2 separate regions of the Homo sapiens genome follow, and region 2 is linked to region 1. A link is an interaction called in ENCODE POLR2A ChIA-PET data of the cell type or tissue named here. Cell type or tissue: GM12878. All regions are shown on one strand. Each heading gives the region's core, and the rest is flanking DNA. Links, peaks and the distances in the headings are about the cores only.

Region 1 (5,392 bases), core at 53-5,052:
GAAAGAGACTGACTAGGTCACACGTCCACTGAGTGGGTCACCTTGTCCATTGATCCTTGACATCCTGCAGTCTTATTTGTGCTGTAAGATTGGATCCAGTCTTGCTATGCTCCTCCTGCTTCATGGCTTGATGGTCCAGAGAAGACCCATTCATGATGAGAAGTGTGGGCCACATGGTCCCAGGGGACCCCGAGGTCAGGCTTTCAGCCTCCCTCAAGGGGAGTAATAAGACAGTAGACATTTTCCAGAATGAGACTAGTTATTTGCTGAAGAGGGTGGGATTTTAGTCCAAAACCTTGGAAGCCGTGGCTGTGTGTCTACTGTCAGGGTTTGCCACCGACTTCCTGCTTGGTCTCCTCTCTAGTGTTACCTCCTCTATCTAACTTTCATATTACAGCCAGAGTAATGTTTCTAAAACTGAAATCTGGCCCTGGCTAAAATCTGATCAATAATTTATTCAATCGCAATCCTTCAACACATATTTAACAAGCACCAATTATGTGTTGGTTTCAGGTCTTGAGGATTCAGCAGAGACCAAGATAAAAAGCACTGGCGAAAACTGAGGTGGAAATTAAAGAAAAAAAATTAAAAAGAAAAAGAAATAAGCTTTCCTGTATTAGGCTGACTTATCCCAGGGGCAGCAACAGGCACAGCCCAGACCCAGGAAAAGCCTCGATAAACACTATCTGGGAAGCCAGGGCTCAAAGGAATGTGCTCTGGAGACTCTCCCAGCACTCCCTCAACCTTGGGAGGAGAAAAACAAATTTTCCTTTCTCTTATGGTATGAGTTTATAGATTCCTGTTCTCTGTAACTAGTAACTTCAAATATTCTGTTTTATCTAAGTGGTACAGTGAAGGTCCTGAGCTGTCTGAGCAGGCCTGAACTACAGCTCCCTGGGCACCATAGCAAAGGTTATGAGATAAGCCTGTGCAAGGCACTAGAGCAAAGTCTAGATAACAGCCATCTGGGCTGCATAGCAAAGGTCATGTGTAATTCTGGGTTATGTACCTGTCACAATTTGATTAACTGCCTTTGTTCTGCCCTGTATCCTTGCTTTCATGCCACTATGCTTTGTGCCACTGTAAGCTTGTTTCAGGCTAGCCCACCCTCTTTTAGAAGTGTGTATACAAGTCAAGTCTGTCTTTGTTCTGGGCCCAGTCTCTGGATGATCATCCACTGGGTCTGATTGCACTCAATAAAATCATCCTGCTCTTCCCCGTGGTCTCTCTAGTCCTCCTGATTCCCGCAAGAAAACCACAATTACTTTTGCACAAACCTAATACTACACATATGTGTGTATGTAAACTTATATATTTTTTAAGTTTAAAAAATGAATTAAAAATTACATGAATCTATATGTAAATATATATAATATTATATATGTGTGAATATATGAGAGATATATATTTAATTTTCTTTCCTATTTCTTACCTCACCACGTCTATAGGGTGTGTTGGCAGTTGTTAATTTTCAACTTGTCCACAGAATACAGTGAATTAGTTCTTCTGGGACTTAAGAACCAAGTGGCTGAGCTGCTTGTTGGCAGTATGAACTAGAAAAGTCATCTCTTTTTCTGGGCTGAACTCAAATACAAAAATTTTCAATTCATCTAGTAAACGCAAGGGACTGTAAACCAAATGTTGCTTCCAAACCCTGAGGAGGTCCACCGAGTGACCTTTTTTAATGGTAGGGGGTAAAAAGGATAGCGACATGTCACTTAATTCAGAGGGTATCTCACAGTGTGCTGAACCTCCTAGGACTTGACTGATTGGGTAGGTTCCTGAATTTTATGAATTTTATTTCCTTCCCTCTGGCACACACGTATCCTACTAAATCATGTGGGTGAGGGTTACTTCTGGCTCTCCAGCTCTGTCAGCCCAGTCTCCTCTGAGCAGTAGACAGTGCCATGTCCTGCAGATGGTAGAGCACTCCAGTTCTCTCCTGAAGGTGTGTTTCTGGTGTTCTATATTGACTAAAATAGAGAAAAATAGATTTGCCTGATGAAAAGCTGCATACTGGTTTTCAGAGGTTGTGTTGACTTTCTCCAATCAATGACTGTTTTTTCAACAGCAGCTATAACAGGAGTTACTACCTGATTAAACCTACAATTACTCTTTGTCATTTTCCAAAACCCACTTACTTTTTTTCAGACCAAAAAAGCTAGTGAATGAGTATACAGGCACATGGTAATAAAAGTCAAACAAACTTCCATTTGTTTGTATTAGAGCTTTTAAATCTTCTAGAGACAATACCTCCCTTCATTCCTCTAAAGCCTTGACTTCAAGGGACATTTTATTCCAGGGTATCATAGAGGAAATTTGATTAAAGGCAAGCATTAGCTTCTAGTGTCCCATCTCTTACCTATGTTTTCACTGCCCTCAGCTCTAACAAGGCTAAAATATACACACAAATTTTCTCTGTCTCTCAAGGCCTGTTATTTGGAACCAGTGATGGTACTAATTTATGTAGTAGGCTGGTCTCTTAGGTGTAAGCAGCAGAAACCAAATCTGGGTAATTTAAACAGAAAAAGGACGGTATTAAAAGGATGTTGATTAGAGAAAAGCAATTTGAAACCATAAGCAGGAACTAAACCAGCTTTAACTTTCTGCTGATTCCTTCATTAATAATGAGTTCAATAAATCTTTAACATGTGTTATATTCATGAGGCTGGGAGATCTGTTTTAACTGAATATTGTACTTTGACAATTTTTGGAGATTCCACATAGATGTCCCAGGAAACTCCCCTTCTGAAATTAATTAGGCTTATTGAATTTTGCACTGATTGATGCCAGGTATTTCTTGTGCTCTTGGAGACAATCTCAAGCAGCAATAAACACTTACCCTGCTGGCTCTGTTTCTCTGTTCTTTTCCCTTCTTCAAGTCTGTTTTTGTTTTTGTTTCTGTTTCTGTTCTGAGCTACATCTATTCATCCAATTATGCCTTGTCTAATTTAAGTTTGGTCCATATTTATTTTTTCACTGAAGTTCAGGGACTAGTATTAATACATACCCAGCCTGTCTCTACTGAGATCGCCACCCTGTGTACATGTGAGTCTGGCTTGTGCACAGCTAATCTGTTACTCTCCTTTTGTGGCAGCAGTGGATGGAGATCTGGTTCTATGCACTGACTTTTTTTGTCATCTCTGTTGGAATGACAAAGATCTATTCTTCTTTGGCAGATACTATACACACACACACACACACACACACATTGTGAGCTTTGCTGGTCTGCTAAAATGCTAGTGTACGAAAGACAGTTCTCAATGTCCTGTCTTCCAGAGTTTTCCATGAAAGAGAAATTAATTACTTTGTTTAAAAGTTATGATTACTCTATGTGGTTGAGACTATCCTAAGTAAAGTGGAGGCAGAGAAGTATGAATGTAGAATCTAGGTAATAATGGGATGAGTTATTATTTAGCAAGGAAGAGAAAGAGTAGACTTTCTTATAGGAGAGCATCTTGTTAAAGAAGTAGTAAAGAAAAAACCTGATATGATATTTAAGGTTTATAGAAGGCTTGCAGAAAGAGAATTTTATTTGCCTTGGATTAATACCTAAAGGTAAATGAATCTGAAAAGAAGCAACACAATGTGCTAAAAGTTTTGGCAAAGTTGGCTCAATTTTGACAGGTTTGTTTGTAAGATTTTTTTAAAAAAGAAAACACATGAATACCGTGTTAATGCAAGACTATAAATTTTTTCCTCTGTTAAAATGTGATAAGTTGGACTTGCAGTCCTCAGTCTGTGCTTATTAAGAGGTAGTAAATTATCCTTTACCTTTGTGTTATTTCAAATGGCAGAGATTACATATCTCATCAAAATAACTTTCTATGCTTTATGCTGACTTTGGTTTGTTTTTTGTTTGTTTGTTTTTTAAAGACAGGTTCTCGCTCTGTCACCAAGGCTGGAGTGCAGTGACATGATCATAGCTCACTGTAACTGTGAACCCCTGGCCTCAAGCAATCCTCCTGCCTTCGCCTCCCAAAGTGTCTAGATTACAGGCATGAGTCATTTGTACCTGGCCTGTTCTTGATTATTAAACAAACAAGTAAGCAAGCAAGCAAAGAATAAAAGTTACTTCTGAGTAAGCTAAGTTTTCCTACGATGGTGTTACCTTCTGTTGGGTTTATTTTTAAATGCTACATGAGCCTCTTATTAATAAGGGGCCAAACCACCTACTATGGCTATACGCTGATCACTAGCACCTGTGTAATGCTCTGAACTAGAAACCATCCACTTGTGTTGTTTCAGTTTTGCCTTCCCAAGATCAGATCTTAGATTCATAAAATTTTTTTCTTAAAAACGTTTTGCACTAAACAAACTATGTGGTTCCTCTGAGGTTCTTCCCAGATTAAAAATTGATTTTTTAAATTAAACTTTATAAAAAGAGGGGGGCTAAAAATAATTAGTTTTGGGGTGGTCTATTTTTCTTAACTCGTTCAACGCTATCATGACAGCTTCATGGAAAAGGTTAAATAAATGAGGCTCAGCTGTTCCTAGGTTAGTTCTGTGCTGGTAAAGTCCTACTGATAAGTGTGTTTCAGAGCTTGTTACAACTTGGCAGGATGGATTGGAAAGCCCTGGATATTTGTTAACAATTCTAACTGTTTATAGACTATTCTTATCTTCAGGGGAAATATTGATCAAATCCTCAGAAGGCAATTATGTATTATACCCTAGTAGAAAATTTTACTTTCCTTCATTCTGATTTTGTTAGTTATTATACTAACTGCAGCCAGTCTGTCTTCTTATAAACCAGTGGTCTCAGCCCTTCTCTTATACTTGCCTGAAGCCTCTGCTATAAGCTACAACTCTAGAAATGGATCTTTATCAAAAAAGGATAGTTTCAGAAATTTAGTGGAAAGGACTCTACCAGAAACTTCTACACTTATTGTTACTTCCAAGACTGGACTCACGCAGACATGGCTTCTGAGTGGGCATTACTTAGACTACTGTCAGACTGTCCAGAAAAGACATGAACTCTTGAAACTAGACTTCTCCCCAATATCCAGTGAGGCAAGACTTAATTAAGACAAATGATGGGCCGGGCATGGTGGCTCATGCCTGTAATCCCAGCACTTTGGGAGGCCAAGGCAGGTGGATCACGAGGTCAGGAGTTCGAGACCAGCCTGGCCAAGATGATGAAACCCCGTCTCTACTAAAAATACAAAAATTAACCAGGTGTGGTGGCGGGCGCCTGTAATCCAAACTACTCAGGAGGCTGAGGCAGGAGAATCACTTGAACCCGGGAGGCGTAGTTTGCAATAAGCTGAGATTGCGCCACTGCACTCTAGCCTGGGTGATAGAGCAAGACTCTGTCTCAAGAAAAAAAAAGAAAAAAAGAAAAATGATGAAATGATGAGAATACAAAACTGTGATTTTTTATTGGAATAAT
Region 2 (5,349 bases), core at 350-5,349, 80 kb after region 1:
CTGGTATGACGTGATGAGTGATACATATTTTGATTCAGGTTTTGTCTCTAAAGTAGCACTTCTTACCACAGAGATCTATGGGGAGAAAAATTGATTAAAGATAAAAAATTGTTAAGCTTAAGTGCCTACCCTCAAAAAAAACAAAGGTCTGAAGTAATGGACCACCAAATGGCACATTTAGGATAATGGGTGAATCAGATGTTGCCATTTCTTTTTAATGAAAGGTCCCATAGTAATATTAAAAACAAAGTTTTAGAATTTTTAAAAAGCCATCAGATATCTTACTAATATATGTTGCTTTTTGTACGTTACTGTGATGGTTAATACTGAGTGTCAACTTGATTGGACTGAAGGATACAAAGTATTGATCCTGGGTGTGTCTGTGAGGGTGCTGCCAAAGGAGATTAACATTTGAGTCAGTGGGCTGGGAAAGGAAGACCCGCCCTTAACCCGAATGGGCACAATCTAATCAGCTGCCAGCATGGCTAGAATGTAAGCAGGCAGAAAAATGTGAAAAGAGAGACTGGCCTAGCCTCCCAGCCTACATCTTTCTCCCATGCTGAATGCTTCCTGCCCTTGAACATCGGACTCTGAATTCTTCAAGTTTGGAGCTTGGACTGGCTCTCCTTGCTCCTCAGCCTGCAGATGGCCTATTGTGGGACCTCTGATCGTGTGAGTTAATACTAAATAATACTAAATAAACTCCCCTTTATATATATATATATGAAAAATATAATTAATATATATTATATAATATATAATTTATAATATATAATATATAATTTATAATTTATAATATATTATATAAAATATAATTTATATTACATAAAATATATAATTTATAATATATTATATAAACATATAATTTATAATATAATATATAAAATATATAACTTATATTATATAAAATATATAATTTATAATATATTATATAAAATATATAATTTATAATATATTATATATAATATATAATATATATTATATAACATATAAAATATATATAATATATAATATATAAAATATAGATTTATATAAAGGGGAGTTTATTTGGTATTATATATATATCTTTATATATATATTCCATTAGTTCTGTCCCTCTAGAGAATCCTAATACAATTATCTTCCACATGTACGCACATTATGTTTACAAAGTGGGCACATCTACTTAAGTAATATTCTCATTACTTGCCTTCATCATTATAATTTTTAGTAGCTCATATTATTTCTTTATACTGATAAATAATTTAATAGATGGGGAAATGTTTCCAATTTTTACTAGCTATGGAACATGTTAAATATCCTGTACATCTTTTTATTTATGAAATTATTTCCTTATAATACATTTTTTAAGAGTGGAGTGACCATATCAAAGAAATGGTATGTTTACGTCACTATTACACTGAATACCCACTGTGTGCTTTTATTCTTACCAGGGCTAGATTACTTTTCACCAGCATTTACCCGTTATGCTACTGCTGGTACTACTGGATATCCAGGTTTCTTTTTTCTTCTCTAGCGCGTGTAAAATGGCATACTGCAAGGTTACTTTGTGCTTAATTACTAGTAAGAATAAAATATTATAATTCATTTGTGAGTTGACTACTAACTGTTGAGAGTTCTTATCCACTTTAAAGGTAGTTTATAGCAAATTTTAATGTGCCCTTTGAGCATCACAGATATTATTCCTGTCATATTTGACTCAAATAGATACTATTCTGTTACCTTTAAATGTTCTTTACATCAAAGGCTTTGAAATGTTGGACATTAAAATCGTCAAACTCCTACGTTAGTCTCATTTTTGGCCAACTTTCCTTTCATACTCCAACCATAATGAAGTGTTTCTGTATTTGCAGAGCTTTCAAAGTCATGCTTTCTTGGCTCTGGACCTCAGCACATTCTGTCCCCTAGTGCCTAAACTCCTGTATGTCCCTCAAGACTGCTCAGGCATTGCCTCTGGAAAAGCCATGACTAACCCCACCCCAAAGCTGGACAAAGTCCTCATGGGCTCAGGTATAAATCTTTGAATCTATCACACGTTATATAGCCAATGTATATTTATCTTTTCTTCCCCCTAGACTTTAAGATCTTTAACAGAATTGTCTCACCGTGTTTTTCCCTGAGAATAAAAAAAAAAACAAAATACTTGCTGCACAGCAAAAGACACAGTATGTGATTTTGCATGTGTGGTAGACTGACTGATTGATGGCAGGTGACATCTTGTTGAATATCATTCTACTTTAAAAACATAATTTAAGAAACTATCAAAAAAGGTTCAAGTTAACTTTTTAGTGTATATAAAAAAATTAAATACATTACCAAGGACTTGGGTAATATTATGCTTTTTTCCTTCAATGGATTAATTTTCTTAATATAAAAACAGATGAATACCAGGCTAAGCACTAGAAAGAGTAGTAAAGCAGCAACAACTGGAATCCAAAGAGAACCTTAAAAAAGGCAGAAATCACAAGTTACAATTAAGATGGAATACTGCTATTATCTATCAAAAAGTCTTAGTGCCATTCTTGAATAGATTTACAAATTAGTGAATAGGGCCAGAGTTTTAAAGAACACTGAAGGAAGCAGAAGTTAGGAAATCTGAGTAAAAAATTAGGTATCTGTCTTAGATAGCAATATGGTTCTTCCCAGCTCTGCAATTCTAGAACTTTCTGGGACTATTCTACTATGACACAACATAGTTAAAATAGCTTTTCTACAATAATTTCCTTACAGCCCTACATACAGTGTGTTTCCAGGGTTATGCATTTCTTTCGGTTAAAAATGCAAAAGAATAATTTTAAAAATACCTCTCCTTAGAAACAAATTCTGGCAGCTGGGCACAGTGGCTCAAGCCTGTAATCCCAGCACTTTGGGAAGTCGAGGTGGGCGGATCACGAGGTCAAGAGATCGAGACAATCTTGGCCAACATGGTGAAACCCCATCTCTACTAAAAATACAAAAATTAGCTGGGTGTGGTGGCATGCGCCTGTAGTCCCAGCTACGTGGGAGGCTGAGGCAGGAGAATCGCTTGGACCTGGGAAGTGGAGGTAGCAGTGAGCTGAGATTGTGCCACTGGACTCCAGCCTGGTGACAGAGCGAGACTCCATTTCAAAACAAAACAAAACAACAAAAAAAAAAAGAAAGAAATTCTGGCAATGTTTATTGCTCTTAAGATGATTTAGCCCCACTCCTCAGAATTTCCTGTTACATTTATTTCACGACTGCAAATACTTATAAAGCTTCACAGATGTACATGCACACAGCAATGCTGCACAGGAATAAAGTCCCCTTAGTTATAAACCAGACATAAATAATATAAAATAGGAAAGATTTGTTTCCAAGCACATACATCTAGAATCACCATTGTGTACTTTGCTGTAATGCTGCCTTTTATTTTTGCAGCACAATCTTCAGTATTTTTTTTTTTTCATAGTTCTCTCTTCCAAATTAACAGCACTCTAACATACTGTGACAATGTCCGGCATCCTTTAGGGCATTTTGTTACCCAGAATTTTCTAACTATGGAAGTTACTAATGAATGCTTCTATTACGCTTATTACAGGGTGTGAAAAAAGTTAAATCATTACAAAAGTAAAAAGGAAAATAACTACAAAACCAACATTAGTGCTGTTAGAAGTCCCACGGGCTGAGCAAGTGCTGGCTGCAAGGCATTGAGGCAAGCAGGCAGGGCTGCTGCTCAGGAGCCACGGCAATGCCACCGTGTGGCCATACTATCAGTGCAGTGTATAATTCAGGCTAAAAACAAATCTGCGGCATTTGCATTATTTCAAATTTTGAGCATTAAGAAGGGTTTTATTTTTCAAATAGCATAACGAAAATTAGCATAAAATGCATTGCACTGCTTTAAATCACCTATTTGAAACCTTCATATAATGGCTTGAAGTTATTAGTATTGAATTTTAGGTGTTTGTTCTGGCTCTTCAGCCTATATTTCCATTCCTCGAAAATATACTTGCATCATAAAATTTTAAACCTATGAAATCTATTCTAAAAAAATCCTAAGGAAAAAAATATATGTATACACACACACACACACACACACACACACACACACACACACACAAAGATAATCATCAAAGCATGAGTTACAATATATGCTTAAAGCAATACACAAAATCATATATACTATACAATATGATCATGTCTATGTAGAAAAACTAAAGAAAATATCAAACTGTGAATAATGGGGTATTTTTGCATGGTAGAACTACAGATTATTTTGTTTTCTTCTGGTTTTTCATATTTTATAAATTATCTATAATGAACACTTACATTTCCTAACTGCAAAGAAAAGTCCAAACTTCTTTAAGGTTCCTGACACCTGAGAGTAACAGTTCTAAAGTTCAAGTTCTAGCATATATATCTCTACCTCCCCACCCCCCACATTAAAAGATGAAATAAAATTAATTATTGTAAAATGTTATAAAAATGACCCATTATCTATTATTCAAACCCATCTATAAACTTTTTTGGATATTAATCTCGAGTCTTTGTCCAGTCCACGTCATACAGTTGTAACCAGTGATCGTTCCTGCTCTTCAGTCTTTAAATTACAATCCCCATAAAGAACATTTTAGTGGATTCACAACATCTTGCTATGGTGAAGTAACAAACTGACTTATAATTCATAATCCTGAAATGCAAACATTTGTGTAGTTTTATGTACTTATTATATATTTTTTCTTTCCTGGGTCAAGGGGCCATCACATGGCTTTCCAAATTAGTTGTTCTATATCTTTAAATGTGTGAGAAACTGCTTTATTTTTAATTTTGAACTTCTCTAAGGAATGGAACTAATGCAAATGAATATTGTTAAAACAGATCTTTTGAAACTGCAAATGAGTTTGCTTTCCTCACATGATCCTATTTTAGTTACTGCTCCCTCTATATTTAGAAAAAAAATGGCAAGAACTTACCTTTTATACTGCTATTGAAAATGGTAATACAAACTTCTTTTGACTTTTCAGTTGTAACACCCCACACATGTAAGACTCCTTCTGCTGAAACACAGTACTGAGAATTCAGTGAGGATACTGGAATCGCTAACTGGCACTGAATCTCGTCACAATCATCTTCCTTCTGCGTGAGTATTTTATACTGGATCTAGATGAAAAAAGAAAACAGTGAAAATGCACAGCTTCTTTTAATCTGAAAAAAAAAAAAAATCACCATATTAGTCCTGGTCAAACAACTGAAGAAATATATATGATTGACTTGAACATGTCTAAAAATAGCTTTACTATCAATAAGTCAATTTGTTACTTCAACACAGCACGATACTATGCATCTGTTATATTCCTTATAAAAATGGTAAATTTAAAAACTCAAATT

The links. Peaks named below come from ENCODE experiments on the same cell type or tissue, not always from the same donor. Only the 100,000 strongest peaks of a DNase experiment are listed, where the experiment ranks them.
Region 2: POLR2A ChIA-PET joins it to region 1 with 7 read pairs; 4 of 35 experiments call an interaction of 5 or more read pairs at or near these places.

What each region holds. Positions count from the first base shown.
Region 1 is chr6:137,118,730-137,124,121 of GRCh38, forward strand. No RefSeq gene overlaps it. Among named protein-coding and RNA genes, the nearest start is that of IL22RA2, 52 kb to the right of the region's middle. RefSeq lists enhancers at 2,823-2,992, 5,378-5,392. In GM12878, for the core only: no CTCF peak of the experiment used is centred there; no DNase peak of the experiment used is centred there; H3K4me3 peaks cover 664 bases; H3K27ac peaks cover 4,087 bases.
Region 2 is chr6:137,198,565-137,203,913 of GRCh38, forward strand. It overlaps IFNGR1 (interferon gamma receptor 1), which reads right to left. Exons shown (of 7, transcript NM_000416.3): 5 at 4,935-5,121; 6 at 2,317-2,444; 7 at 1-75. Among named protein-coding and RNA genes, the nearest start is that of IFNGR1, 18 kb to the right of the region's middle. In GM12878, for the core only: a CTCF peak has its summit at 3,705 (motif pointing left); no DNase peak of the experiment used is centred there.